Regions from separate parts of the Homo sapiens genome. Here region 1 is linked to region 2. Evidence: read pairs that join two places in POLR2A ChIA-PET (ENCODE). Cell type or tissue: Caco-2. All regions are shown on one strand. Each heading gives the region's core, and the rest is flanking DNA. Links, peaks and the distances in the headings are about the cores only. Region 1 overlaps ZMIZ1 (zinc finger MIZ-type containing 1). Region 2 overlaps ZMIZ1 (zinc finger MIZ-type containing 1).

Region 1 (15,164 bases), core at 4,267-6,766, 57 kb before region 2:
GTTGGCTCCCAGGGGATTATGTGGCAGAGACTGGCTGTGGTAGGTTGCAATTGTCTACCCTGCAATTTTCTTTCCGTTATTCACGGCAACTTGCAATGTGATGTTGTAGCTGTCCCTATCAAGAGGAGAAGTCTGTTTTCCCAGGCCTTGAATCTCGGCTCGTCTTGGGACTTGTTTTGACCAATGAAATGAGGCTGAAGTGATGCTGTACAATCCTGAGGCGACCATTTGAACAAGCCCAGGGAGCCTCACTCCAGTTAACTGCAAGCCAGCTACCAAATATGCGAGTGAGGCCATTCTAAACTAGCCTGCCTGCTGGCCTCAGACACGTGAGTGAGCCCAACTGAGATCATATGAGCCTGGCCCAGTCGACAGAACTTCTCACTCAACCCACAGTCTCAGAGGCAAAAATGAATGGTTGTTTTAGGCCATTAATAATAAATAGCTGTTTGTTCTGCCGCAAAACCTAACTGATACACTGTCTAAATGTTCATTTGAATCCATGGGAGCTGATAACAACTCTGCCTTCCAGTTCAAAATGACCAGGCCAGGGAATGGACACAGAACCCAGCTGGAACAAACAGAATCCTTCCCTAGGACTCTGTCTCCTGTCTAGGCACATAGCTGAAGTGCCTTTCCCTGGATCTTTGCCTTCTCTCTGAAGACCCTCCCTGCTACCTTTGTAGTTAGGTGTAGCTAACTGAAATTGTAGGTCAATCACAGTCATGAGATTGAACTCTAGCCAATAAATGTGGGCCTGGCCCATAAACTTACTCTCTATGGGATACTCCTTTGGTTTTCCTCATCTGCCAGCTGAATGCAGAAAATTTTAAGGAGAGCAGAGCTACCAGATGAGAAGGACCTGGGTTAGTGAATGACCACATAGACAGCGTCCAACCAGGGGCACCCACATTGGGCTGTGACATGGGCATTGTCTTGAGCCACTGATAGTTTGGTGTTTATTACAGCAGCATGGCCTGGCTCACATATCAGAGAGGGGCAGTAAGAGGCGCAGAGTGATGCTCAGAAGAAAGCGAGTACGGTTCCCTGAAGAAGGGAGGGGTGACGGGCAGGCAGGATGTTAAATGTTCACTCCAGAAGGAAGTTGTGAGCCACCTCGAGTGTCAGGCTACAAAACCAAACCACAGAGAGTCTGGGGAGCTGCCAAAGATGGGGCCTGCCGTCTCTGTGATGTTACCAGCAGCACTCTGGCTGGGCTGGTCTGTCTTGCCTCTCAGGGAAGACACTAGCTCCAGGGAAGACTACTAGGTGCCGGGTGGTGAGGGGAAGACACCGGGCCCTGGGTGACAAAGGGAAGACGCCAGGTCCTGGATAATAAGCAGTAGTAATAGGAAGAGAGGGTTCCCAAGACCACAAAGCTGAGACCCTGTTTCTGTTTGACATATATTTCCGTTGTTAACTGACATCCTTTTAGTTAAAAGCTAGAAAGCTTCTTTTGTTCTCATGACAAGGTTGACATAAGACTTAACTTTTGATATAAGCAAAGTCATAAAAAGAAAAAGGGAAATCATGCAGCCTGGAGGGGAGGGAAAAAGTCAAAGGCAAAGACTGAGCCTAGTAACAGAGATCCACTGAGAGCAGGGGAAGAGGCAGGTCAGGCCTTAGATCCAGCCGGGGCCACAATGGCACCTGCAATCTTTGTGCCTCAGGTCAGATTCTTGACTGGGGCAGGGGTAACATGATTGGTCACTGGCCAGCTAGTCCTTCGCGACACGTGTCCCTCCTGGTCTAATGGGCTGGGGTCAAGGGGGGTTTGGTCATGTGGGTCAAACATGTCTGCCCTTCTGCAGCGGCAGATGGCAGTTTCCAGGGAAGGAGGATAAGGGTGCACAGGCATTCCCAAAAGTCTAGAGTGGCATTCCAGGAGGAGGGGCAGACATTGGCAAAGATATGGGCATGAGAACAGGGTAGTGTGTTATGGTGGCCAAAGACAGCATGTTCAGGGCTGGGGATGGTGGCAGATGGGTCCGGTCTTGGGATCTGCAGACCATGGGTATTTCTGCTTTAGGCAGGGACTGGTCTCTCCAGCTAATCTAGAGGTATAGAACTTGGTGGTTAAGCTCCAGAGTCTCACGGGGCTGGGCTGCATTTCAGTCCCGCCACTTAAACCAGCATTTGGCCCTGGGTCAGAGGTCAGGGACTGGGGACCACTGAGGCAGATGCAGCTCACACCTGGACTTTATTTAGGCCATAGGTGTCTGTACACATTTTTGTTTGCTTATTTGCAACTTTTTTTAAAAACCTGCATTTCTAGATTCTCTTGGAAAATCAGAAGTCTAGCAACAGCTGGGTCTGCATTCTCACCTGGCAACAAACACCCAGAGAAGCAGATGCCCCTTGGTCACAATCAGTGCTCTCTAGTTGTCACACTCTCTGCTTCTCTCAGCTACCTGCCCATACTTGTGCCCTTGCATCATTAGCACTCAGCAGCAGCTTTTGGTTCTGTTTTGTTGAGCAGAGAAATACTTTTTTTGCAGCCAGGTGAAGTTGATTTATTCACTAAAGGTACTGCTATCCAGAAACAATCTGTAAGAGTGAGAGAAGCAGAGTAAGGAGGGGGAAGAGATGAACAATGAGAGGGGCTTGGAGAAAGGCTGCCCTTGGCTGGATCATGGAGCAAAGACTTTGGAGCATAAGCCAGATCCTTAAGGCAAGAGGGCAGGCACTTTGTACTCTAGATTAGCCATTTTTTGTGGGCCACATCCAGAGGGTGGAACTTCCCAGGTGAGACAGCTCTGGTCACCTCAGGGCAATTCTCCAGAGAAAGGGGGCTGTGGGCTGTAAGCTGTGAAGAGCCAACACTCACGGCAGCCAGGGGAGGGGTGCCTTGCCCTGCAGAAGGGATTTGGGCAGGGTGCCACAGCGTCTACTACAGCCCACCCCTTGCACTGCTCAGATCCAGTCACTTCTCACATTAAGTTTATTTTATCTGCCTATTGTTGGGAATGGGGGTCATTGATTTAGGATGTATAGGACAACCTGAAGGATAGCACCCCATATCCTTCACACTGATGAGGTATTGCCTCCCAGTTGGTACCTCAGCTGTGTCTTTAAGAGGCAACTCTATCCCCTATAGACTGGCAGATTCTAGATGTTGTGAAATGTGTAAGGACCAGTGGATTTCACAGTCGTGTGCCCACTGCCATGCAGCAATCATGGTGACTCAGCTCTCTTAGTCTGCAATGATGTCAACTGAGGGCCTATGTCAGTGAATCAGACTCTTGGTGAGCCATAGTGCCAATGGCCTGAGGCTCCATTGGAAGGAGAAGTGAATTCATACCTAGAATATGCATCCATCCTGTCTGGGCAAATCACTGCCCTTCCCATGAGGGAAGGGGTCCTACATAATCAACTTGTCACCAAGTGGCTAGTTGGTTTCATCCTGGAATGTTATTGTATCACGGGCTCAGCTTGGGTCTCTGTTGATGACAGGTTGGGCATTCAGCAGTGACAGTAGCTAGATCAGCCTTGGGGAGAGGAAGCCAAGGCTGTTAGGGTTATATATAACTTCGTCATTGTCACCATGGCACTCTGTTCATGAGCCCATATGGTGCAAGGACTGGTTGGAGGATGACGAGTGAGGACAGAGACTGGCTGACGTCCACTGGCCGAGTCATCCTGCCCACTTGGTTGTTTGGTGTTGCTTCTGCAATGGATGCTCTTTGGTGAGTATTGAAATGTGATACGTTATCTTCGTACTTTTTGCCACTCTCAGAGATCCACAGGCCTCTTTCCCAGTCCTTTTTGTCTCTGATAGTCCAGACTTGTTTTTCCCAGGCCCCTGACCAATAAAGAGCTAAGCCATTCACCACTGCCCATGAATACGAGTATATCCTTATTTCAGGTCTCTTCTCTTGCCGTGAGATGACCAGGTGCTTTGGCAAAATCTCTGCCTATTGGAGGGATTTTCTCTCACCAACATCTTTCAGGGCCACCCTTGGATGGCACTGTAGTGCAGGCTCAGTCCATTTTTGGCTTACACCCACAGGCCAAGTCAACCCATCTGTGACCCAAACTCAAGAATTTCCCTTCTCTGTCAGCTGGTCATAATAAACATTTTTTGTGAGAGGCATTGGTATGACAGTCCTCATCCCAAGTCTTGGTGTCTCCTTCCCTACCAGGGGCCTGATTTGGATATAGGAGACCTCCCTTGATGGAGAATTCAGCCTTTACTCAAGTTCTGCTGCTTTTCCAATGAGTCCTCTGCCTGATTGTCACTCCATCTGCCCTCTGGCTGCAGAAGGTAAGCGCTTTCCAATGCTTCCTGCCAAGAAGTTTCCTCTGATGCGCACACTCTAAATTGCCAGTTAAGATATTTGTAACTGTAATTTCCTTTCTTCAATGCATTGGTGACATTTAGTAATAGCCACATTTAGCAAGTCCATAGTCTTAATAGTTATTCTTTGCCCATATCTCTCAGATGCCGGATACATTGCTGTGGCTGTGTAGCTCCTTCACCTGTGTCCCATCCCAGTTCACCACAGGTGCACACTGCTACCCAATTCCTGCCACTAGTGGTGGGTCCTCATTGTCATCTGGTCAGTGGTACCTCTCCAGCATCCTATCCTCAGAGCCTGCCTCCCAGACCCATTCCCAGCACCCACTGTCTTCGATCTGGATAGGAGCAGAGCATAGGACAGGCATGCTGATTCCATGATTTATTGAGGGAGTGATCTTGGGAGAAACCTATGAGGGAGGCAGGCAGAACAAGGAAGGGGAGAGAGTGGAGTTAGCATGTGGCCTCAGGTAAAGTCTAGCCCTGACCTGACCCACAGGGAGGATTTGAGAGCACTGATCATGCCCCAGCCAAGAGGCCTTTTATTCCTTGTGGCAGTCAATTTTGGCTGTGCGCTGCCTGGCAGGGGTGCATGTGTGGGGATAGGGGGCAGGTAACCTGTCAGGCATGGAGGTTTCTGTGAGCTGAGGGAAATTCTCTGATAAAGGGGCACGTTCTGGGCTGTTGGCGGCCAACACCCGTAGCAGCGGCAGGATGGGTGGGCCAGTCGGTGAAGAAGATCCTGATGAAGCACCACAAGTACCTAGTTACCATAGGAACCTGCGGAGAAGACAAGGAAGGCACAGAGGGATGCCAGGAAAACTAAACAGATGAAAGAGGAAGTTGTCATGGATTCAAGTGTCTTCATCTCTTTTCTGTTGCTCTAACAGAATACTCGAGACTGAGTAATTTATAAAGAAAAGCAGTTTATTTAGCTCATGCTTCTGGAGGCTGGGAAGTTCAAGATTGGGTGGCTGCATCTGGTGAGGGCCTCATGATGCATTGTAGTATGGCAGAAGGCATCATGTGGCGAGGAGGGCAAGCGCGTGCCAAGTTGGCTTTTATAAGAGACCTACTCCCATGATAACCCATGAATCTGCCAACTCATTAATCCATCAATCCATTCATGAAGGCAGAGCCCTTATGACCCAAGGGCCTGCCTCTTAGTACTGTTACACCGGGGATTAAGTTTCACCATGAGTTGTGGTGGGGGGGACAAGCATTCAAACCATAGCACCAAGAGAAGAGAGCTTCAAGGAAGAAATGGCAACTGTCAAGTGCAGCTGTGAGGTCCAGTCTCAGAAAGCAGCGTGGATCAGCAACGAAGAGGCCATTGGTGAGCTTGCAGGAGAAGTGTCAGAGAACTGGTGGGGCATGAACCAGGCATATGAAGGGTGACAGAGAAAGAGAGTGGGCACTGGCAGTTTTGTGGCTGAGAAGCCTGCATGGGAAGGAGCAGAGACTGGCCATCAAGGGGTGGAGCCCAGACCAAGCTGAACCTTGCAATGCCAGAGCCTGGGCCACTAAACCCGGGGAGGCGGGAGGCAGAGGTATGGGGAGGGTTAACGGGCTGATAGAATGAGACTCCTTGGAGAAGAGAAAGGGGTGATGGTGTCAGGGGCTGGGGGAGGGGTAGCCCCAACTGGGGAAGGGACACCACATCCTCTGGGCCTGGGTGGAAAAAGATATGGCCAGGGTGGATGGAGATAGGTCTGTGGGTAGCAGCAGGGACAGTGGGGAGCTGGGTGAGGGTAGGGTAGCCTGCTTAGAGCGAGGTGGGCGTGGTTAGCAGGAGGCTGGAGCAGAGGAGAAGGGAAATGGGGGGCCATTAAACATTGAGTGCCCTTAGCATTCAGGGAGGCTGGAGACCCCAGTGTATCCTGACATCGACCTGTGGGGCTGAATGAATTTCCCCAATAGCATCCCATGGCCTTACATGAAGACAGTCAGTGGATTCAGGGTGGAGACTTTTTGCAGTGGGCTAGAGGAAGAAGAGACGTAAGATGATCCACAGTGTGTGGCCCCACATGCTGGGAGGCTGAACTCTGAACTGTCCCAAGCCAGGGCCCCCACTGGGCTTTTTAGGTGGATGTTTCTGGTCCAGGGGTTAGGCTCACAGAAGGAAGTCACCCGTCTGGGGAGGAGTTAGCTGAGATGGGGCCGGCCAGTCTCCATACAGCCTTGTGGGGCAGCCACAGGCCTGTATCCCAGGTTCAGAGTCTCCAGCTGAAATGCCAGGAAGGTTTGCTTATTATCATGAAGTTGGGGGAGCACACTGCCCTTCCTCCCTCCCTGCTCCCCTGCCCACTTCCTGCCTTTAAGTCAATGGCATTCAAACTTTTTGTTTTCAACCACAACCCACAAATAAGAATTAACATCATGACTCAGCAGACACACACACACACACACACACACACACACACACACACACACACGTTTCTTGATAGAATGCTACCCTTTACTTTGTAGGGCACACTCCTGATATTTTCTACTGTATTCTCATTTGTTTTATTAAAGTGCTGGTCCAGCCCCACCACACTGCTCTAAGGCACAGGGAGGGGGGCATGTCTCCTACGGGAAGTTCTCCCTCAAGCTAACTAATCACCCTCCTCTCGGAGGGGTGTCTGTTCAGAGAGAGTCAGCCTGTCCTGGTGATGCTGGCAGAAGGCAGTGCCTGCAGCTGAGCAGTGGCCGGTGGGTGTTCCATTATTTAAGGTAAATCTTTTCTCCTCCTCACCTTCCACCTCCCTCCAAAAGGAGAAACTCCAGCCACCTCGGAGAGGCCCCAGGAGCAGGGGGCTTCTAGGCACCCAGCCCCCTACAGGCAGCACCCTGCAGCCTCCCCCACACCGCCGGCTCCTGCACACACATGCCCCTCACTCTCCTGACACCCGGATACATCTGAGTGGAGATCTCTGGGGTGCCGGCCCGGCCCTTCTTCCCTCTGTGGACAGTCCCTGTGGAGGAAAGGCCATGACAGCCACATTTGCTTTCCCCCTAAGGTGAGGCTGCGTGGAGGGAGGGCAGGGACTGGCTGCGGGGCTGTGTCAGATGCATGTTCCTAAAACTTCAATCGGAGACACATCAAGTGTTGTCAGTTTGTGTTGGTGCCGAGGCTGGAAGGATGGTTAGAACCATGGCCTGGGCAGGGGCTATCGTGAGACAGTACCCCATGTAAAGCATGCTCACGGAGGAGGGAAAACCCAAGCTTCCCTAGGAGGGGAGGGGCAGGTGTACCGAGAGGTGGAGGCCAGGGATGCTGAGATGCCAGCAGGGAGCCATGGGTGCAGTGAATGCTCACTCTCCATTGAAGCCACACTCCTGTGTGCTCTGAACAGCACCCTCTGTGGCTTAATATGAATAGCTTCCTGCTACTTAAACCCAGCATAATCCACAAGGGACCATCAAAGATGGGACACTGTTGCACACTCTGAGTCACATGCCACAGGGGCCCCTAGCACCCTGCAGCCACCTGGCCCTATTCAGCCACCCCAACTCCCCCAACCATCCGGCCACACACTGCACTTGCCCCACCAGGGACTGGTTCCAGGGACCCCCATGGACAGGGGTTCTTCCAATTCAACACCCAAACCACCTGCCTTTCTTTTTTGTGTGTGCAGAGGGTAACAGGGCGGGGGGTGTGGTTTAAAACAAAAGCAAAAACACCCAAACCACTCCTTAACATCCACAAAATAGCTAATTCGCCAAACCTTTGTTTTTGTCAATTTATTTAGAAAAAAATTAACATGGGCAAATGAGATACCTCAGTGTTACAACAGAGTATAGAAATGTCTAGCAATAGTCAAATAATTTGATCTTTAAATACAAAATAACCACATGAACACCTAATATACAGGTTTCATCTGAATACATATTTATTAGATAAATATTAGAGGTTGTCACATCATCTAACTACATACAGCTTTGCAAGACTAGAAATCACAATTAGTTTTTTGACCAGTTTAAAGTATGAAATGATTGCATTGTACATACGATGTACAAAGACGATGATGGTTTCTGTGGGAGTTACTTCAGGCTGCACTGGTGGGTGTGTTTATGTGTGTACGTGTGAATCACCTGTGATCATGATATCAAAAATTATACAAAGTATGAATTTGGTTACAATTTTCTTCTGAAATCCCCGTTTCTTTTCATTATTTCCATAGCACCCTAAAAATACACAGGTGGCAGGACTAGTACACTGAAGCTAAATAGTACATGTAGGTAAAATAAAAACAGAACAAAAACCCCTTTCCACTCAGGGTCAGAGTATATTACATGAGCGAGAGAGACAGACGTGGAGAACTCACAAATGCTATAACCAACAGGATCTAGTTTTTCCACGTGATGGAGTTCCAAGCTTTTTTTTTTGTTTTGTTTTGTTTCGCAAAATAAAAACAATACACATTCCAAGAGAAATGAATGCATCTGTTGACACGTCTCTATTTCTCATTTACATATGTACACACGTCCCTTGAGTCGCTGCTGTTGACACGGCCCTGTGTGGACGGGTCAGGCCCGAGGCCCGTCGGGAGCAGACCTGTAGCTCTCTGGGGGATCAGGGCTTCCATTAGGGAGAAAGTATTAGCAGTTTCTTAAAAAATAAAATGGCTACACGGAACATGATACATGGATAAAGCTTCAAACCAAGAAGATGGGGGTGATTGCCTGTACTTGGCCCTTCCCGCCTGCCTGCTGGCTCCCTGTCCATCTTGCGGAGTGGCGGCAGAAACATGCCTGTGGGCCGGGTGGATGCTTGGCATGGAAAAGTGGCTTGCAGAGGCCTCGTTTTTGCTGAGGTTACTTATGGCTCCAAGTAGTCGTCCGAAAGGATCAGGGAAGGATCTCTCCAGAGTTCAGGACCATCTCTGTTTATGGGCGTTGTCTACCTGCACCTGTCACAACCTGGGGCTTGCTCCCGCCCCGGATGCCTCTGCACCTCCCTCACACCCTGGCCTGGCTCCCAGAGCACTCCGGAAGAGCTTGTCTCCAGACTGCAGGCTGTAGGCACCACGCACGGTTCAGAGCCAGCCGGAAGGGAAGCTCTGGGCCGAGCTTGCTGGTGGAGGCTTGCTGGAGAGGGGACCCAGGAAACCCGCCTCAGGTGCTGAGCCCAGAGATGGTTGCAGGAGGTGCCCGGGGCCTGGGCTGCAGGGAGCATCTCGACTCTCCGCACTGGAAAGCCGTGGATCCACCTGTGAGCAGAGTGTGGACACACCCTGATAAGAACCAGAATGAATCCCAGGCCTTTCTGGGGCAAAGTATCAACGCAAGAAGCAAGAACTCCTAAGGAAGGCATCTGTAAGTCTGTCTGGAGCTTAATTCCCAGATGGTCTGACACAGGGCGTGGCCACTTGCCAGGCCACAGACACTGGGCAAGGGTGGCCACATGCTACCTGGCGTTGGCTTGTCCCTGCCAGCTGACTGAGGGATGGCTCTAAATAGCGGGCTGCCCGGTCTTCCAACTCCCAGCACAGCCGCCCATTCTGTTCACCCCTTCAACTGTACAAATAGCCCTGGTTGCTTTTTTTGTTTTTGTTTAAAAAAAAAGAAGACTCGGTCTTTGTCATTGAGTCCAGGTATTTTAAAAACACCAGCAAAGGCTATAACCAGGTCATGAAAATGTTGAATATTATCAAAGACGATACTAAAATATTCACAAAGATATTTACAAAAGCGATTCTTAAAATAATTGATTTGCATACTGAACAACACGCTATTTGAAAAAACCTCGACAACGGGACAAAGGAAGAAAAGGGGCCGGGGCAATGGCAGCTTTCCTACAGAAAACCTTGTGCCGTCTGGGACAGTGACTGGAAGTCAACAGCTGGGGCCACCTTTCCGGTAAAACCCACAGAGGAGAGCTGGGGACCACCCACAGCGGACGGGAGAGCAGGAAAGGGCCCCAGGCAGCAGCCGGGAAGGGCGCAAAGAATTTACAGATGGGACCCCAGTGACGGGACAACCTGGCATCACCCTAGGCCATGTGGCTCACGGGGCACAGACCAGCCTGAAACAAAGTGAACACAGGACAGGCTCCCCAGGAGGCCCTGGAGAGTGGTAAGCCAGATGGAGCAAAGCGGTGGAGGGAAGGCCAGAGGCTGCTTTTGCTTGAGTGAGCAGGAGTTTGGGTGAGATTGTGATGGTGGAGGAGTGCAGGCAGGGTAGGCTGGCAGCCAAGGGCAGTGTCTGGGGCAGGCCCAGAAACACGCCCCCCTCCCCCCCATGCCTGCAGGTACATACTGGTGCACATGTCCATGGCCTGGGCTGCAGCCGGGGGCAGCTTGGAGCACAGGGACAGAGGGAGGGGCTGGACAGACACCATTGCCCTGGGCTCTGGTTTCTGCACCTCCCCGGCCTTTCCACGCACTGCCCTTGCCATCTGATTGGACAAAGAGAACTAGGACAGAGGGAAGTGGGTGTCCCACGGAAGTCTTGGAGAGGTGGCAGGAGAGGGACTAGGAGAAAAACAGAACAGACGGAGAGAAATGGTTTGCTTGCTGTCCAAGAGCAACGTTCCTTTTCTCCAGGTGACTTCATAGCTTTAAATTGTTGCTGTTTAAAAAGAGAGTGGCTTGGAGCAAAGTTAGAAGTTGCCGCTCCTGTTTGCTTCTGACAGGTTATATGCCCGCGCCCCCCAACCAAGGGCACAATCACTTTGGTTGGGTGTACACCTGCTCTCTCTGTTCCCCAAGCCTGGGCCCTGTCTGAGCTTGGAGGTGGAGCCTCAGGGACGTCCTGGCTCAGAAGATGTCCTGGCCCTCTTCCCCACCAGTCCCCAAGCAGGAATGGCAGACCCCCTCTCAAACACAGACTCTTGTCCTTTTTCTCTGCTTTCTGAGTGTGTTTATGGGGTATCTTGGCTTATAGGTCAGGGGTCAAACCGATGACCCCTGGCCCCCGAGAGACGTTGTCTTTCCCAGAGGTTTGTGCTTTTCTGTGGTGGGTGGTGGTGGGTGGGCTGGTCTCACTGCCACCAACTGCCAGTGCTCCTCCAAGGCTCGGGGCCCATGCTGGGGCCCGGGGGCCTTCTCAGGCTCCACAGTCACTGGAGGGAGGCTCTGGACCAGGAAGCAGGGAGGCAGGGTTACAGTCTAGAAGATGGAAGAACCTTGGGGACACTGGAAGGTCATCTGGAATCGGCACACGCGGAGGGACCGGGAAGCCGCATCAGCGTGTGCCCTCTTACCGGGCTGGTTCCTCTCGGGAGGGTGGTCTTCAGGCCTGCGCTGGGCATGGGCCCAAGCCAAGGGTGTGGAGGTGGGACGTGGGCTCCAGACCCACACAGCCTTCCTGGTGCACTGGTGCACCCTCCCTACCCCTCTGTTCTGAGAGGGCTGCAGCGGGGGAGGGCTCCCCGCCCCACAGCCCGTGGCTCTGGTGCGGGGCGGTCTGAGGGCACAGGCTCCCAGGTGGAAAAGTGTGTTGGGTAGGTGGGGTAGGATGCAGAGTGTGGAGGGATGGCCCCGACCGGGTGGCCCTCAGTTGTTCTCAAATAGAGACAGGAGGTCATCGTTACTATTGCTCGGCAGGTCGGGGGGGTCCAGATAAGACAGGAGCTCGTCAGGATTTGTGAGTTCGGGAAGGAGCTGGAAAAGAAGGAGTAATGAAGTTCAGATGAGGTGTGCCTGAGAGGCAGGCCCCGGGTGAGGAATGCAGGGGCGCCCTGGCCCGTCCCCCTCCACCTGCCTCTCAGGACCCTAGCCAAAAAAAGGGGTAGAGAACAGCCTTGGGCTTGGGCCTGCCAGGTATCCCCACACATACCCCGGCCACTGCACCGAGTGTGGGGCACCCCCATGCTCATTTCAAGCCTCAGGATTGGGACCCGCAGCCCACCAGCTGAGGCCTGAGCAGGGCTGACCCTTTTCAGGCATGGACTTCAGCCCTAACCTGGGAAGGCCCCATGGCAGGTCACTTGGGCCTCCCAGCTGAAATCACATGCTTCACGTGTAAGCACAAGGAGGTGGGCTGGTGGGAAGGCGGGAAGGCGAGTGGTTCCTGCACCGCCCCCAACCCCCCAACATCCCTCTTCTCAAGGGCTCGCCACTCCTTGGTGAGCCTGTGGCTGGCTGGCAGCCATCCTTCCCTGTGGCCCCGGAGGGGATGCAGACTGTCTCTACCCTCTACTGAGATATCCTTGGAGTCTGTCACATGGGGAGCCTCATGCATCTAAAAGCAGCCCCACTGGCCTGGTTTGAGGGGGAACACTGGGCAAGGACCTGAGATGGCTGCACAGTGAGTGAGTCCTAGCTAGCACAGAGCTCCTCTGATGCTGCAGGGCAGAGGCTGACAGAGCAGGGCTGGGGGTGAAGAACAGGAGGGGCCGAGGACAAGCCTCCTCCCGGAGTCTGGCACCAGCTCTGTGTAGGCATGGGCGGGGCCGGTGCTCAGTCCCATCCCGCCAGCCCCATCCAGCAGCCCAGCCCCATCATCCAGGGTGACCCCCACCATCTTCCAGACCTCAGGGTAGGAGCCCTGGCACCTCTGCTGCCCATGATGGCCTGCTGCCCCTGGCTGTGACCCAAGGCTGCCCCCTCTGCCCCCACCTTCTGTCACCCACATGGGGGCCTCTTGGAGTGAGCGATGGAGCAAGCAGAAGCAGGGCATGGACAACACGCGGACAAGAAAACTGGAGACAGACACACACCAGCGAGGCAGACAGACGGCCTCTCCCTCCAGCCCTCCCTGCCCGGGCCAGAGAGGCAGACACAGAAACCGCAAGCTCACCATCGGGGGAGGGCAGGGACCCTCCTGTGCTGCGCAAGGGACCCCGCAGGGCTTGGGTCAGAAGGTGGGTCAGGGCTGGGGTTCAGGGCTATGGCCAAAGGGACTGGGGGGACAGGAGCCAGCAGGGTGGGGACCCTCAGTGGTGACACTTCCCCATCATGGGGCTTCCTGGTCTGGAGCCAGGTCTGGGTGAAGCCCTCCCACCGCCCACCCACCTCCTCCCTTCGGGGCCTCGAGCCCTCACACCCACCCCTTCTCTCGGGCAGGTCCCGGCGCCAGGCCTAGCCCCAGGCCAAGGCGAGTGGCGACCCCAACTTACATCCAGCGAAGGCTCCGGCATGTCGGACGCTCCCTGCGCTCCGGCCTGACCCTCTAAGGCTGAGGAGGGGTTAAAGGTCAGGTCGCTGTGTGGATGGCTGCTGGGAGCGGCCTGTGGCGGCTGCCGGGGAGGCTGGGAAGGAGGAGGAGGAGGAGCCCCACTGTGATGTAATGGAGGCCCTGACTGGCTGCTGGGGTGTGGTACGTGCAAACCTTGTTGTATGGAGGGGTGGGGCTGGTCAGAGCTGCCAGCGTGTGGCATCTGTGGAGGAGGAGAGAGCGGGAGAGAAGAGAGGTGAGGTGAGGAGGCACGGCGATGATGCCTGGAGAAAATGAAACCCAACACAACCAGGGAAGTCACAACCCCCGAAACGTGGCCACCCGGTACGAGGCTGAACGTTGTTTCTGGGCAGAGAAACAAAGAAAAATTTCTCCCCCAAAACCGCCCATCAGGGAGGCTGCAGGGGGACGGCGGGGACCTCTCGGGCCACGTGGAGCCCCAGGAGGTGGGGAGGGCTTCGACACAAGCACAGACACGGGGAGCTGGGCCTGGGCTCCCCCAGGCCCCTCCACCTCCCCGCCCAGACAACGAACAACAGCGAGGGCAGGATGGAGAAGCAGAATGGGCATGTTCCGGGGAGCGGGAGGCAGGAGGGCGGCTGCCTCAGCGTGGTGCAGATCCCAAGCTGGGCGGCAGAGAGCAGACACAGACAGACAGCATTGGGCGGGCGTGCGGCTCAGGACTGGGTCTGCACCTCCCAAGTGGGCCCTGGGCAGGGGTGATGCTGGGTACGAAGGCGCCTTCTGCCAGTCCGAAGTGTGGAGCAGCTGGGGCCTTGGCACAAGCCCTGCAGCGCGGGTGGAATTTGGCTGTCAGAGGAGCAGGGCTGGGTGGGCACCTGGCCAGCCAGGGGCATCTTCACACCCTGCCAGACCCTTTTCCTAGACATCCCACTTGGTCGGCACCAGCCCTCAAAAACACAGGGTTGTGAGGGAGGCAGGCACCTCTGGGACTCCAAGGACAAGGAGACTGAGTGACGGTTCACCAATGGTGGGTGTCTTGCTGAGGGTGAGGCTGGCGGTGCCTCTCTAACAGATAACTAGAGGACTCGCACCCTCCTGTGGGCACGTGCACTGAAAACTGGGCTGTCTGTGGGTGGGTGGGTGAGATGTGAACATTCCCCTGCTAGCCTGTTTGCTGTCCCAAGCAGATCCTCCTTCAAAGTGAAAGGCCGGGGAATCCTCGCAGACCAAGCCCTGATCCCACTGCAAGCATCCCTGACAGCCCCCAGCCCCACTTTCGCTCTGCCAGTGAGAGGGGCTCACGGATGCTCCAGGTGCTCCACTGGAACAGCAGCCTGGCACATGCTTCCTTGGTCTTTTCATCCCCTCACCCTGCCCCATCCTGGGGCAGCCACACAGAACACACTGACATGTTCTTCCTGTGTGCATTTAGAATTTGCAGCCACACCATCCTCGGTCTTTGCCCATCCCCAACTTCCTTCCTCTTCCTGTTTCTCCTAAAACTGTTTCCCAGGCCTTGCTATGGGTCGGGCTCTGCCCACGGTCCAGGTGTCCCCTTCTCAGGGTGTAGGGCCCCAACCCCATGCGGCCTTAGGGAGCACAGTGCCCTTCCAGTCCAAGCCCCAAGAATGAGACGACCTCGCAACGGTGCTGCTGGAGACCTTGGGAGACCCGTTTATGAGACACATACAAGAGGCTGGAGGAATGGGCCACCACCCATGGTCAGTGAGAGGCCAGCTTAGGGCTCCCACTCCTGTAGATGCCCTCAGTGCCCACCCTGGGAGAGCAGGGAGGGGCT
Region 2 (15,164 bases), core at 8,280-10,779:
CGAAGCTCCAGAAGTTCATGGAGATGGTGGGGGCCCTGAGTAGATGAGCAGGCCTGTGTGCTCATCTGGCACACATGTTGCACAGGGCCCCTTCCCCCTGCCTCCTTCTGAGCCGCCTAGGGGTAGAATGAGGACATCGAGTGTCCTGCTCTGAGATGCAGGAAGCAAAAATCAATTCCCCATTTGGAGGCAGCTGTGCCTCTGCTTCAGCTGGTGGCAAGGCGCCGGTGGCCCTGGAGGGAAGGCATTACTTCTTCTTTCCCTAGGACACCCCATGGGACTCCCACAGCAACCCCTCAATAGTGGCCATCTTTTGTGGGGGTAGTGGGGACAGTTCCCCAGGATCCAGAACAGCCCAAGACCCAGACCCAGCCTCTCCCATGACCCCCTCTAGGGCCCTGGCTTTTAGTAGATAAGATCCAGATAGTCACTGCCACATCCGCAGGGAAGCAGCAGCCCTGAGGGGCCAGCAGAAGGGAGAGTTGACCTCAGCAGAAGCGACAGTTGACCTCATGCTCCTGTTGCCTATGCTAGTCTTTGTAGCGTCTCCAGGAAGCCACGGGGACACCAGGGTTCCCACTCCACACCAGCCGTGACTTAACCAAGATCACTGACAAGCAACACGTGTCCTCCAGTGGCGCTGTGCCATAGTATGATCGGCGGCGCATTCTTCCTTCTTAGTGGCATGTGAAATAGTGGTGTGTGCGACCAGGGCTGGTATCTTCTATAAATGGGACCCAGTGGATATGTCTAAGGGCCCTGCACCAGCTGCACCCAAGGATGCTATGGCGAAGGCAGCACCAACACTAGCCAGTGACCCTGTGGTCACTCATCTAAAACAGAAAAGGGAGTGAACAAGCACTGGCTCTGAGGATCAGAAGGGGACCAGGCAGGAAGGCACCGAGGAAGAGCCAGCTTCCCAACATCTGCTTCCCCAAGACCTTTCCAGCAACTCCCCTGTAGCCAGCAGCCCCCATACTGTCTGTCCGTTAGGGGGAAAAAATGAAACCAGATGTCGGGTGAGGCAGGCCTGAGTGAGGATGCCGGGGCAGCTGGTCCTGGCTTGCTCAGGCGTGCCCTCCCCAGGGGCAGTGACAGGCCCTGTATTTGCCCCTGTACCTGTAGCTCCTAGCAGCACAGACGCCCAGGACTGGCTGACCAAATGAGGAGGTGAGAGGCAGAGGAGTGCAGCCCTAGTTCAGGAATCGCCTGAGTGCCAGGTGAGGAGGGTGGATCTACATGTACTGTTCAGACAGGCCGAGTGACCAGCCTTTGTTAGCATCGATCGGGTCGGGTGTCACGGGGAGCAGGTACGCTCACCTGGGCACCTGGGAAAGGCTTCCTCGCCAGGCTGCACTTGGCTTGAAAAGGAGCAAGAAAGCAGAGGCAGCCACAGCAGCCATAGGGAAAGAGGCGCTCCTGATGGAGCCAGGCAAGGGGAGGTGCGGACAGTGAGAAGCCTGGGATGCTTGCTCCTGGTAAGATCTGGCGGTCAGGAATGGATGACAGCAGCAGTGGGGTGCAGGGGGAGGCTGGGAGGGATGAAAGGCCATCTGGAGAAGGGAACAGAAGCCTGGATGTATGGCTGGGCGGGAGAGTCATCGAACACACTGCAGCCTGGGGAAGCCACACGCAAAATGAAACAAAGGCCTAAGTATCAAAGAGCATCTTAGCAGCTAAAAGGCTGCTGGAGAACAGAGAAAGTGTGTGTGTGTGTGTGTGTGTGTGTGTGTGTGTTGGGGGGAGGTGTTGGGAGGGGTGCTTCTGAGACCCAGGAGACCCCCAGGGATGGGGCAGCACTCAGAGGGGCCCAGGAAGAGGCCTGCGAAGCAATGGCAGCAGCATCTTGAAGCAGGGCCCTCTCATCCTCAAACCATGCCCTGGCAGGTGGCAAGTGGGATTCATGATTCCAATAAAAATATGAATGATACATTTTCAGATGCTTCCATCCCATGAGCTTACAAAAGGCCACACAAGACCCTCTGAAGTAGCAGCAGCAGTGAGAGTGGCGCCACTCCGCAGCGGGGGAGACTGGGCATGGGAGCTGCAGGGGCTTGCCTGTTGAGTCAGGGGCAGGAGAGCCAGGCCCCCACACTGGTCCTCACACTCTCCCCTCTGACATGTCGCAAGTTCCTGCTCCCACATCCACTAGAATCCCAGGGAGCACCTCGAGCTGCCTCAGGAAGACGGGCCCCTCCCTGTCCCACCCGCTGGTCACCACATCCTGATGATCTTTGCAGTCTGTTCCCTTTGCTCCTTGCCTGCTCCAATCCAATCACCTTCTGCAGCCCTGCCGGTTCTCCTCTGAATTATGACAACAGCATCCTGTCATTCCTCTCCATCTCCAAACCTGCCTCCTGCCAACCTGCCCTCTGCAACGCGGTCAGAGGACTTCTTCCACCCATGCATTCTGATTACCTCTTTCCAATCTGTATCCCCAGAGGCTGCACAGGGCCTGGTAGATGGCAGTTGCTTGATGGATGCAGACACGAATCTTGGGCCACACTACCCAGGGGAATGCCATGGTGCTCCGTAGCGACAGCATGAGCCCCTGGGGCCACGATCGGATTTGGGGGCTTCACTTCTACAACCCTGGCACCCAGCACGGCGTTTAGCACATGCTATGCAGCCAACAGATGACTAACACACTGACATGAATCACAGCTAGAAATAACCCAATATGCTGAGACGACTGGGAAGGAAGGACAGACACTGAGACCCGGACAACTGGAGCAGCATCTGTGACCAGGCGCTCAGCGGCCTTTAAACCTACCAGCAGCTCCCCATTCCTGGGGGCAGGAAACCAGCTTCAGAAACAGGGTTCTGAAAGGAATCTCATCACGAATGTGTCCAGAGACTGGTGCTGTCCTCAAATAAAACCTACAACTGAGTCACATGACACATGTTTCATGACATGCACAGCCACCCCAGTCACGGGGAACAGGAGGCAAGCAGTTCACAGCAGCAACAGTTCATACAGCGTGGGGGCCAGCCACAGCCCTGGTCGTCCTCTGCTCAGGGGCCGGCGCTGCTGTTCATGTTAGTGAGATGTTCCCAGCATCTCACCCAGGGCTCCCTGGAGATAGTGCTGCTCCTTCTGCTCCTGGGCCCAGGCCGTGCTCCCCTACCCTCTGATCCTCCTCTTTCAGCTCCCAAACACAGGGTCCTGGGACCGGGGAAGCCTGGGAGTTCAAGGCAATGGGGTCTCCTGAATATCCCTGGGACCCCAAGTTCTATAGCCATGCACAGAAAAGAAGTGGTGGTGAGGGCTTGGGAGGGGCGGGAGAGTGCAGCAGACACAGGGGTTTGAGTCAACACGGGCCTGGACTCCTCATCAAATCTCTAAAATGGACAGACACTAAGAGGAACCTCTCCTGCTCACTGGCCTGGTGTGAGGAACCATGAGGTGAAGGAAGGGCCCCTTTGTCAACACAAGTGAGAGACGGCCCATCTCACACCAGAGTCCCACCTGGAAACCAAAAGCAGTAATATGCTGTCTCCTGCCTCCAGGAGGCAGAGTGACCAAGAACACAAGCTCTGGAGCCAGGCTGCCTGGGTTCAAATCCCAGCTCAGCCACGTAGCAGCTGTGTGATCTTGGGTAAGTTACTTTAGCTCTCTGTGCTTTGGTTTTCCCTTCTGCAAAATGGGGATAATAAGTAGCACCTACCACCTAAATTACCATGAGGATTAAGTAAGTTACTATACATAGAATGTTGGTACAATACCAGGCATGTAGAAAGCATTACATGGGAATAAACTGTTAGCAGTGTTGCTGTAGTATACATGTTCCCTTGGGATGCAGAGGGTGCTCCATTTCTCCACCTAAGTACTGTAGAAAATTGCTCAAATAAAATACAATTTCTTTCACCCATCTCCAAGAAAATCATGCAGATGCTCAGGAGTGCCCAGCCTCACACCACCCCTTCACACTGGGTGCTCCCTGGGGCAGACAGTGCCCCCTTCCCTACTGGACTGGGTGCTCCCCTAGCACCCAACTGTGCCCACATCCAGACACCCCAGGCCCTCACAGGGCCACCCCGACAGGCACTCATTTCTGACTCTGCTCTCAGGCCAAGCAGTGCCAGGAGGCTGGTCTAGGCAGACCCCTTCCTCCTCTGGAGTGTGTGGGTACAGGGGCTGGGGGGACTTTGCAGCTGTCCTCTCCACAATAGGAGGCCTGGGCGGTGGGCAGAGCCCAAGCCCCTCCTCAGCCCCATTCCACTGTGTCCAGAAGGAGGTGGGAGACGGGCAGGAACTAGGATTCCTACTCTGGCTGATTTACTCAAAGCAGGAATGAGTGGTCTGACTCATGAGCCCTGAGAACAGAACTAGCCGCAGAATTGTTACTCTGCCCGGCTGGAGGCTGGGGCTCTGGGGCTGGACTTCCTGCCTGTAGACCCGTCACTGCTGGGTGCCCCAGAAATAGGAAAAGGGGCCTCCTCCCTGCCAGCTCTCTTGGGTCATCTCCCAGGAGGAAATAGCACAGGAAGCACATGACCACAGAGACTCACAGTCCTCGGACCGGGGGCAGTGACTACTGGGCCCCAGGAGACCAGGGTTGGCTCTAGCGAGACCACCGCACCATCAGTGCAGCCTCAGGGCCATGTGTGTGCTTCTGTAAGATGGGGCACCCCTTCTGGCCCGACTCACCCTGCTGTGGATGAGGATCTAACCGGGCCGTGGGAGCACACAACCTTTTGGTTCTCCCAGCCGTGTGGTTCTTCCTACTTCATTCAAACCTCCCAAGACCCAATTAGGACCCTGCCAAGGATTACACTACCTGTATTTTACAAAAGGGAAATCCAGGCCCAAGAAGGGGTGATTCAAACAGTCACTCCACAGGACAACGGCCCCGCCCACTGCTGGTACGCGAAGGCCCCACTTTCATGCCCATAATTCTGTGACATCATGTCTGAGAGCAGGCATATCCCCAGGAGACAGCTCTGTGCCTCCTGCCTGCCTCCCACTCCTAAGACTTGGTGCCAACCCCAGCTTCTTGAACCTCCTGTGTGACTGTGGGCAACTTCCTCCCGTCTCTGGCCACATGTAAAAGACAGGGGGTGGGCACTGCTCTCTGAAGTCTGTGGCCCCCTGAATCAGCCCTGGCCTCCAAGTGGGGTCACGTTTCTCAGGGCGCAGGCCAGTCTTGACCTTGCATGACTTCTTCTCAATCTTGCAGGTGATATGGGGTGAGCTGTCTGTCTGCACACTTGGGGTGGACTGCCTCTCCACACCGCTAGCAGGGATTACAGATGGAAGGGGCTCCAGAGAGCTCACCCTGTTGGGCTGCTCCGTTGATCAAGGCCAAAGCCCAGAGAGTAGAGTGGATTCGCTGAGGTCAAACAGCCGATGCTTGCAGGACTCTGAGGGTGACAGGGTCCTAGGAGAGTGGATGGGTGGGGAGCACCCTGTGGTCTCAGCTGCTGGGGCTGCTGAGGGGCTAGGCCTTCTCCTTGGTTATAGAAAACATCACTTCTGGGGCATTGTGAGTTGGACTCTGGTGACCCTGACAGCTGACCCCTGGAACCTACATCAGAGAGGTTTTCCTTGGGGGAAAATCTCAGTCTCCGGCAGACTGATGGTATTGCTGCCTCAGCACCATCAGTAGCAAGCTGAACTGAGTTTCAGCTCCTCCTGAGTTTTCTAGATCATTCCCATGTTCTGCTCCCTGTACCTCTATCACCATCACTTGTGGGTAAGAAAGGCCAAAAAAAAAAAAAAAAAGAAAAGAAAAAAAAGGAGTTGTCTGCTGGCGCTTGGGCTGCGAGTGACCCTGTCCGTCTCTGCTGCCCCCACCCCCGGTCCCCACACAAGCTGAAGCCCTGTGCATAGGGAGGACTGGCTAGTTGGGTGGTGCAGGTGGCCTGGGATCTGCAAGCAGGCTCCCGGCCCAGCTCACCCTGCCCTACCTGCTTCCCTGTGCTGGGCAGGTCCTGCCTTCTCAGGTCCTGTGGTCCAGTCTGGCCTGAGAGAGGGCCTACAGCCTGTCCCTCCCTCTAGGAACACTCCTCGCACGCCCGCCCCCTCTCCCCAAGGGCTGCCCGGGTTGTCAGGAGCTGGGAACTGGGAGCCTCGAGGCGTGTGAACTCACCCTGGGAACTGAACTCCAGGGAACCTCAGAGCCGTCAGGGCTAGTTTTGTCAGTGCTGTTTCCCAAACCGGTTTGGCCATGCCTCACCCAGTGGAGGCTGGGCAGGATGCATGGACCCAGGATAAGACGCCAGACTAAAACCCCAGCCCAGAAAATTCCCTGCCACCTCACACTATCATCTCTAACTCAGGGGCCATCAAAGACATCCCAAAACAAGCTCAAGAGGGTGTTGTCCACAGAAAGGGAATGCCCCCCTTTCTTTTTGGGGGTACCCCAATAAATGCTTCTGCAAAGTGCCCCCTTAGTCCTACCATGCACTTTTAGCTGAGAACAGCTCACAGGAGCTGTCACCATGTACTGTGCCCTTGTGAGGGGCTGGCTCACATTTCCTCGTTCCTCAGACCCTCACAAGCCCCTCCGGAGGTGGGGTAGTCACAGGTCACAGCCCCTATCTTGGAGAAACTAGATACTGTGCCTCAGTGCACACCTGAGTATGTGGCAGGCCAGGGCCAAGGCTGGCCTCTGTCATCTTACCCTAGGGATAAAAATTTGCTGGCGGCAGGGCAATGGCGGAGGAGCTCTAGACCACCTCAGTAGGAAATTAGGTAGCACTAATAGCAAAGCAAGCGTGCTGGAGAGGGGAGAGGTGCCCTGAGAAGGGGATGGGTGGTTACAGTCCCTGCATTCAGGGCCCCAGCAATGGGCCTCAGTCCTCCCTCCCCCAGCAATAGATTGAGGCCAAGAGGTACCCAAGAATGCACCAGTGTCCGTGGTGAGGCGTGAGTGCCAAATGCCTCTCGACCTCCATTTTGCTCCAAGGACCTCTGGGCAGGAGAGAGGCAAGCTCAAGAGGCAAGGTGACAAGGTCAGCCTGCGCAGGGAGGTGAGGAGGCAGTCCCCAGGCTGGCCTGGGTCAACAGTCCCACTCCATCTGCAAGGTGAGAACTGAGCCACACCCGCATGCCCAGGAACCACGGAGCCTGCACTCCAGCTCTCATTCCAGCAGGAGCCACCCTGAGCGCCTGCTTTCCATTCCGCATGTAATTTTTCCTCGGGGCTAAACATCACTGCCCGTTGCTGGCTCTCAGGGAGATGGAAGGGTAAGGAGGGGTTATGTGAATCAATTTCTTCCCTGCATAATTTACTTTTCTGAGGAGGTCCCCTCCTTACCCTTCCCAGGTGGGTGTAGGCAGTTTAGCTGTGTCCTCTCCCACCCAGCATAAGAAGAAGTGGTTGGAGTGAGGCTGGGCCTTCCCTAGGGTCAAAAAGACCCTGGGGTCTACACATCATGGCTGTCCGGACTTCACAGACGGCAAGAGACCATGTGTTTGAGCACCGAGAGACCTTGTCATGTACTCCCTTGATTTGATTTGACCTCAACCCTTAGTGTCCAATTCCAAGCCCTTGGTTTTTCCTGCCAGTGACAACCCCCAGGACCTCTCAAGTGGCTTCATTCCACCCAGCCTGGGCTCATGAATCCAGAGTATGGGCTCTGTCCTGGGGGCCCGGTGCTGACACTAAGCCTTGGGGAGGTGGTGAGCCTAGGGCATCACTGTTTATTACAAAGAAAACACCCACAAATCTTCCCAAACCTGAAGAGTGACTCAGGAGACCTGTGCCGTGGTAACAAGGGGCAGGAGAGGAACTGAGATGGGCTGCGCTTTGCTGGGTGACTCTGCTGACCAGACTCTACCATCTCACCTCCAACCATTTGCACCCCCGACTCCACCCCACCCTTCCCTGCTTACAGTGCCTGACTGACTTGGTTAATTGCCAAGACTCTCAGGTTCCTGATGCAAGAAACTCAGAAGGCTATTCGTTCCTCTAACTCTGAGCTAGTGCACCTGAGGTCTAAACCCTGCAAAGACCGAAGCCACGAGGTCAGGCTCCACGCCAGCTGTGACCACTCTGGAAACACGTGTTGTAAGCTCAGGAGCGCATGGCACCATCTCTGTCACTGCGCCACTGCGCTGGCGCATGCAGTGGTACTTACGCGCTCCCTTCTGACCCTGTGCTATGGGAGATGACAACCTTCAGATGGGTTCTCGACCCAAAACCTGTTGTAGGGTTTTCCCTCTTATCCATTCATCCAGCAGAAGCAGCTGACGGCTGGCACATTTCATGTTTCTACGTCTTGACTTCCTAATCGGTCGTTCCATTCCTTTTCCGAGAAACCCAGAGTATGGAGGCTTGACAGCCCTGGAAATCACATATGCCTGGCTGTTATTAAACCTCTCCAAGTCCCCAGCAGATTGCCCAGTGGATGCCCACTGGCTGCCCAAACACCAGACTGGTCTCCATTCATTGCTCTGGGCCCTCCTTCCCAGCTGCAGGGGTCCCTGTGCATTCTGGAGAATACATGTCACTCTTTTAGCATGCTAGCTACCGGTTTTAGTCGTGCACAAGCACACGCCGTTCAAGACAACCTGAGATAGGGACTGAATTTATAGAACACTGAGGGGAGGGAGGAAATGAGAGAATTTCTCTTTTTGTAGAAGATTCTTTACCTGATGAAATGGTTCTCTGTGAGGTTTCTTTAAATATCCAGTTGCCTTGTTGCAATGAAAATCAAAATGGTTTATAAGAATGCCATTTACATCTGGTGCTTCCTGGCTGCACCTGTTACTCAGTGTAACACACTTGGGGTGATGTCTGGATGGTGCGGTCCCAGAGCAGGGCTGAATGATTCACTGCAGCCTGGATCTCCAGGCCAGGGATTCTCAATCTTGCCCATGCATTAGAATAATCTGGAAGGCTTGTTAAAACACATGCATGTTGGGCTCCACCCCCAGTGGGGTTTCTGATTCAGTGGGTCTGGGGTGGAGCCAACGAATACATTTCTAGCCAGGTCTCAGGTGCTGCTGATGCTGCTGACCTGGGGACCCCACTTTGAGAACCACTGCTCGAGACCAAGGGATGAGCTCAGTGCCTGCAAGATGCAGGTGCTCTGTTACTCCATGAACAAGATGAGGGGGGAAACATTCTTTTCTCTCCCCTTCTGGGTTCAGGACATAAGCAAGTTCTTAGGGCCAGCAGAAGCATGTGCTTGGCAAACGTTCGCTGATACTGCTGTGGACCTCCCCTGACCTTTGCATTCAAAGCTCTGGAGATTTGACCCTGAGCTCTCTCTCCCTGGCCTATGAGACAGGAGAAAGGACTCTTACAAGGGTGTCAGGCACATGGAGCCCTGGCTTTATCTACTAGTTATGAACTATGTGATCTTGGCAGGCGTGTGCACCTTGGTTTCTTTGCCTGCATGCAAACCTATCTCACCTCGGTGCTCTAAAGGTGTAACAAGGTAACCTTGACAGTGGCTATGGATGGAGAACTTGATTCAGACCAGGCACTGTTCTGAGCACTTTGCATGTGTGGTCTAATTAAAGCTTCTACTCTGAGAGGGCATTGTTGTCCCCTGCCCGGCATCTCTCAGCAACACCACTTGCTGGTGTCCCTCAGCCCTCTGCCTTGGAGCCTGCTTCACAGAGTGGCTGTAAGAACTGAACTAGGTCCTGCAGGCTCCGCCTCACTGCCGGCTCTAGGAAGCAGCCCCAGGTAGGCGAGGGACAGACAGCAGCCTGGGCCATCTGCAGTTCAGGCCAGGCTCCCTGTTTCTCTTCCAGAGCAGCTGGGGGAGGGAGCCGTCATTTGTTTAGGCCTCTGCAGTGTTTAATCAGCACGCAGCTCTCTCCCTCCTCCCCCTCCAGCGCCTGCTCTCTCCCTGCAGAAAACAGCTCTCTGCCTTCTGCCTCTGATGGAGGCCATGAAAAATTAACACGGAATGTAGGGAGAGGGAAGGGAACACCGGGTAGGGAGGGGCATTGGAGCTGGGTGACCAGCTGGCCTGAGCTGAGCGCGCACCAGTTGGGCAAGCACGAACTGGATGGGCCTCTGAGGGGCCGGCCGGGTCAAAAACCCGACCACCCGGCGGGGCCACAGGGTCTTTCATGACGCTCAGCCTGGGGGTCTGGAGCACATCCAACTACCCTTGGGGGAGCCGGAGTGCAGAGTCTGGGCCTTTCTGGGGTCTCGAACCCCTGGAGAATCTGAAGACAGGGATACAGTCTCTCTCTGCCCTGAAGAGAGCCAGGTCATGCAGGGACGTGTCCTCGGGAAGGTCAGCTGCAGGCTAGGCAGAAATGAGACACGCCTCCTTTCTCTGTTCATTTTCCTGACAATCCTGTGGAGACAACTACCCTGATTTGATAGGAGGAAACTAGTGTTCAGAGAGGTTAAGAAAACCTGCCCAAGGACAACCAGCGAAAACAGCAGAGTGGGATCTATTTAGTTTTAATTAATACAATTACTTTTCATTTACATAAGTACTACACAAATCCATTCTCCTTATAAAGCTAATGTTTCCCCAGCCTCCAAACCCAGTTTCCCCATCACATCCGATGATTCCACCTCACCGTTCCATTTCTTCACTTTGAAATGCTATTTTGAAGAAGTAATTAGAAATATACAGAAGCCGAATAAAAGGCGTGCATTGAAAAACAGTCTCCTTGACGCCTCCCTGTTGCCATTCCTTCCAAAGGGGAACCACTGCTGGTGGCTTTGGGTTTTTCCTTCCAGGGTTATTCTATCCTTGGCACCTACCAGAGACTTTGCCACCTCTGCCTGGAAGGTTCTCGTCCTGGACAGCCACGTGATTCACTCACCCCCTCATCCTCATGCAGCCAGAGTTTCCCTGACCTGACCGTTTATGAATTGTCGTACCTCCCCACCACCGACTCCCTCTATTTTCCTCCCCTGCCTCATTGTTCTTCAGAGCACCTATCACCACCTGCTTTTAAAGTCCTGATTCCCCTCCCTCCATGCTGGAACAAAAGCTCTACCAGGGCTAGGGTTCCCATGTGCTACATTCGCCAGCACATCCCCAGTGCCTAGAACAATACCTGGCACACAGGTGACAATTAACACTGATGGAAGGCAGGGCACTGCAGGTACACAAAGCCTGGCAGAGTATGCATGCTGTTTTGAACTCAAACTCACTGTCACGCCTGTGCCTCTTTCATCTTTTGTCTCTTGCTAGGACACAGCCTAGTCTGGGGCACACAGCAGACGCTCAGAGCTCAGAATGACCAGACCGGAAACGTGACCCTTACCTCACACCACAGACCAACAAAAAGTCGAGGGGAGTGGAGAGAGGGGGAGCAAAACAACATACTGTCTAGAAGGTGACAGAGGAAAGGCTGGGCGCGGTGGCTTACACCTGTAATCCCAGCACTTTTGGAGGCCAAGGCAGGCAGATCACTTGAGGTCAGGACTTTGAGACCAGCTTGGCCAACATGGTGAAACCCTGTCTCTACTAAAAATACAAAATTAGCAGGGCGTGGTGTGAGCCTGTAATCCCAGCTACTGGGGAGGCTGAGGCAGGAGAATCACTTGAACCTGGGAGGCAGAAGTTGCAGTGAGCTGAGATTGCACCACTGCACTCCAGCCTGGGCAACTGAGTGAGACACCACCTCAAAAAAAAAAAAAAAAGAAGGTGATAGAGAATATCTTCATGATCTGGGGTTTGGGGAAATTCTCAAGAAACACAAGCACTAAGCATTAGGGAAACTTGATAAATTTTCCTATGGAAGAATGTCCTGCATCCCAAAATACCCCATTAATGGAGTGAGAAGCACAGGGTGAGGGTGAGTCTGCATGGAACAGAAGAAGCCACACGGTGCACGATGAAGCCCTGTTGAAGGGTTCTGGGGAGTTGGGCTCCTCAAGACTGTGCAGCGACCCAGGAAGGCTTCTCAGGAGAGGCAGAAGGTGACTCCCTCCCACTCCTCCCCTAGGTCTGGCCTCCTCTCTCTTCTCCTCCATGAAAAACCAGAGGCTTTAAGACAGACAGGAGAGCTCCAGCCCCCCCTTCCCTGCCCCACGCAGAGATAACCAAGCAAGAAAAAACAAATTAAACAGTCCAGGAGCCGGGCAGGGCCTTGGGAAGTTTGGCTCGACAGGGCAACAACATTTAACAAAGCTCACATCATCCATCACTTGGGCCCAGTCATTTAGATACTGGGCATTTGATTAAACTAATACGGGCGGCTGGGGCGAGGCATGGCTGGGCGCTTCCTCCCCTCGCCTACAAATTAGACCGTCACACACAATCCGATTACCTTGACTGCCACATTTATCTTGGGAGAGGGGCCATCCATCACTCCTCAGCAGCTGGCTCTGCCCTCCCCACATTAGTTCTATCAGGAGGGGAGTGAGTTCGCCCCAAAGTTTCAGCAGACCATGTTCAGTCAGTCATTCCTTCCATCACCCACTCCAGATACTCACCCCAAAGTGCCTGCCCTGGGGCAGGCCTTGGGCTCAGCATCAGGATGCAGAGAAAACAGTCCATGGCCTTCAGACTCATGGAAGGCTCATGAAAGGGGAGCTATCTGGGCTGGGCTTGGAGAGCCTAGAATGTTGGTGCTGAAAGCTATGTTGCACTGATGGGCACAGGTTTATGTCCCACTTTGCCTCATCCAACTGAGACCCTACGCATGACAATCACCAACCATCCTCAACTTCACACCTATGAAATGGGATAACACAGTACACTGCTGGCCAACAGAATTTCTGCAGTATTGGAAATGTTGATTTGTGCTGCCCGAAACAGGAGGCAGGGGCCACATGTGCTACTGCACATGTGTGGCCAGTGCAACTGAGGAGTTGAGTTTAAATTCCATTTAACTATTTTCTTTTCTTCTTCTTCTTCTTTTTTTTTCTTTTAAGACAGGATTTGGCTCTATCCACCCAGGCTGGAGTGCAGTGCTGCAAACATGGTTCACTGCAGCCTCGACCTCCTGGGCTCAAGCTATCCCACTGTCTCAGCTTCCTGAGTAGCTGGGACTACAGGCGTGCATAACCACCCCTGGCTAATTTGTTTTGATTCTTAGTAGAGATGAGTCCTCGCCATGTTGCCCAAGCTGATCTCGAACTCTTGGGCTCAGGCAATCCTCCTGTCTCAGCCTCCCAAAGTGCTGGGATTTCAGGCATGAGCCACCGTGCCCGGCCCATTTAACTTCATTTCATTAAATTTAAGCTCCAATTAGCACATGGGGATACTGGCTCCCACGCTGGGCTCTGCAAATCCAGTTTCTGACTACCTTCTTGGGGTTGCTGTGAAGAGTAAGCAGGCCATCCTTAAAATGCCCAGGACAAAGCCTGGCACATGACAAATGCTCAACAAAAGCGAGGTCCCTTCCCTCTGGGTTCTGAGACCAAGGATGTAGGGCTATTGTCTGAAGAGCCCTGGACTCAACAGCAATCACCTTTGTGGTCTCATAATACAGCTCAGAGTTAAAGACGGTGCAAACCATAAAGTGGCAGGGATAGAACCTGAGTCCAGGTCTCTGTGGCTTGGAACCCCGTCTTTCCACTGGACACCTGGCTCCCCAGGAGATAGACAGCAAGAGCAAAGGCTCCAGGATGGGGCCTGGGGAGGGCAGGTCTGCCTGGCAGGCAAAGACCAGCAGCTTCTTCCCTGAACATCACCATGGTCTGTGAGGCCTGGCTTCTCTTCCAGATCAGTCACCTCCCAATGCTAGCACCTCCCAATGCCAGGCACAGGGTCACCCCAAAGCCTGACCCACCCCAGCTCTGCAGGCCAAGCCCAGGGCAACACCGATGTTCCCCTGACTCAGGGTAGAGCTGGGGCAGCCAACAGAGTTTCTGGTTCCAGATACACCAACTCTAGATGGTGCCCAGTCCTAAAGCTTTTGCAGAGCAACCAGGACAGCACAACTGAGGCCCTCAGTGGCACCAGGTGCAAAAGACCTCAGGGTCATCCGGCTTCTCCTGCCTTCCAGGGTGTATTAGCAGAGGCTCAGAGGCTGGCAGACAGGGGGCAGACCAGCTGCTGTCACCAGGAATCTGAGGGCTCTGGGGTCCCCACAGTGGTCCTCAGTCCCCTCACTAGGGACCCACCCATCCTCTTACAGGGCTGCAATGGGATGAGCGGAGTTGACATGTGAATAAACAGGTGAGGACGGAGCATGTGCTCACTCGGGCTTGCTTAATTATTGGTGTTGTCTGAGGTCTCAAGGCAGGTCAGCGACAAGGTGAGACCCCAGTCTGTCTCATGTGGGTCTGGGGAGGCTGTAGACAGCATCTAGGAAGAAGCACTCACATAGAAGCCTGAAGACGTCACTTTTCACTGATGGGCTGTGTCACCTGGAGCAAGCCATGTCACCCCTCAGGTCTCCCCACCTCTTTTTTATTTTCTTAATGGAAAAACTAGAGCAAAATCACAAGCATGCACAAACCTTTCTGTGAGGATCAGATGGGGCATGCCAAAGCACTTATGACCTGGATATGGATGCCTGTGAGGGGATCTGACTGTGTCAGTGGGTGGGCAGGCTTTCCTGGTAACTTCAGAGCAGCCTGACCCTGGAGAGAAATCACCTCCCAGAGCAAGACATGCCCCCTGTGGAAACAGCTGGAGCTTAAGAGTCCAGTCTTCAGACACTCAGAGGGGTCCTGCTGGCAGGGCATTTCTTGTGAAACCACAGGCTGGAAAGGAGCAGACCCACCTGTGATCCCCTCAGCATGTGCTGCAGGGGCACCGGCAGGCTCCCTCCCTGGAGTGGCCGCCCTAGCCCACCTGGCTTGGACTGTGGCCTCCAGCTGGTCTGGAAGGCTGGGAAGGATGCAGGGCACACACTGCAGCTGCAGGAGGGAGGGGGCTGCTCTGGATGGGATGTGGGAGATGCTGGCCAGAGTCCACCGAGGGCTGGGAGATAGTGGGGAAGGCTACTGTGGGGTGGGTGCCAGGCCAGGAGCATAGAGGGATGGGGTGACATGGAAGAGCCACAGGTGAGATGGGAATGGAGAAAGGGGGATATTGGGGAGCTGAGGAGGCCCCCCAGAATTCCCTCCATCAGATTCACCCCTCTGCCGGCCAAGTTCGAAGGCACACTTAGCCACTCACACATTAGTATAAATGAGTTTATGACAAGCTGTGCCAAGACGGGCAGGGAGCAGTAATTGAAGGGAAAATCATGGGGAGGAAGGTGGCAGGCAGCTCTCCCCAGCAAGAGCCTCCTCAATGCCAAGGAAGGGGCCCTGGGGGGCTCCCAGTGGGGA

Evidence for each region. Peaks named below come from ENCODE experiments on the same cell type or tissue, not always from the same donor. Only the 100,000 strongest peaks of a DNase experiment are listed, where the experiment ranks them.
Region 1: POLR2A ChIA-PET joins it to region 2 with 14 read pairs; 5 of 35 experiments call an interaction of 5 or more read pairs at or near these places.

The regions. Positions count from the first base shown.
Region 1 is chr10:79,309,364-79,324,527 of GRCh38, reverse strand. ZMIZ1 (zinc finger MIZ-type containing 1) reads right to left here. Exons shown (of 25, transcript NM_020338.4): 24 at 13,344-13,604; 25 at 8,009-11,886. The coding sequence ends at 11,779. Among named protein-coding and RNA genes, the nearest start is that of PPIF, 31 kb to the left of the region's middle. RefSeq lists cis regulatory regions at 6,213-6,713, 6,335-6,835, 6,353-6,853, 6,412-6,912, 6,323-6,925 and 13 more and enhancers at 5,620-6,195, 6,785-6,844, 10,991-11,490, 12,248-12,748. In Caco-2, for the core only: no CTCF peak of the experiment used is centred there; no DNase peak of the experiment used is centred there.
Region 2 is chr10:79,256,030-79,271,193 of GRCh38, reverse strand. The region is part of intron 7 of ZMIZ1 (zinc finger MIZ-type containing 1); the gene reads right to left. Among named protein-coding and RNA genes, the nearest start is that of PPIF, 84 kb to the left of the region's middle. RefSeq lists a cis regulatory region at 4,248-5,104 and enhancers at 4,541-5,500, 5,867-5,916, 6,459-7,418, 9,548-9,842, 13,205-14,200 and 1 more. In Caco-2, for the core only: no CTCF peak of the experiment used is centred there; a DNase peak (open chromatin) is centred at 9,706.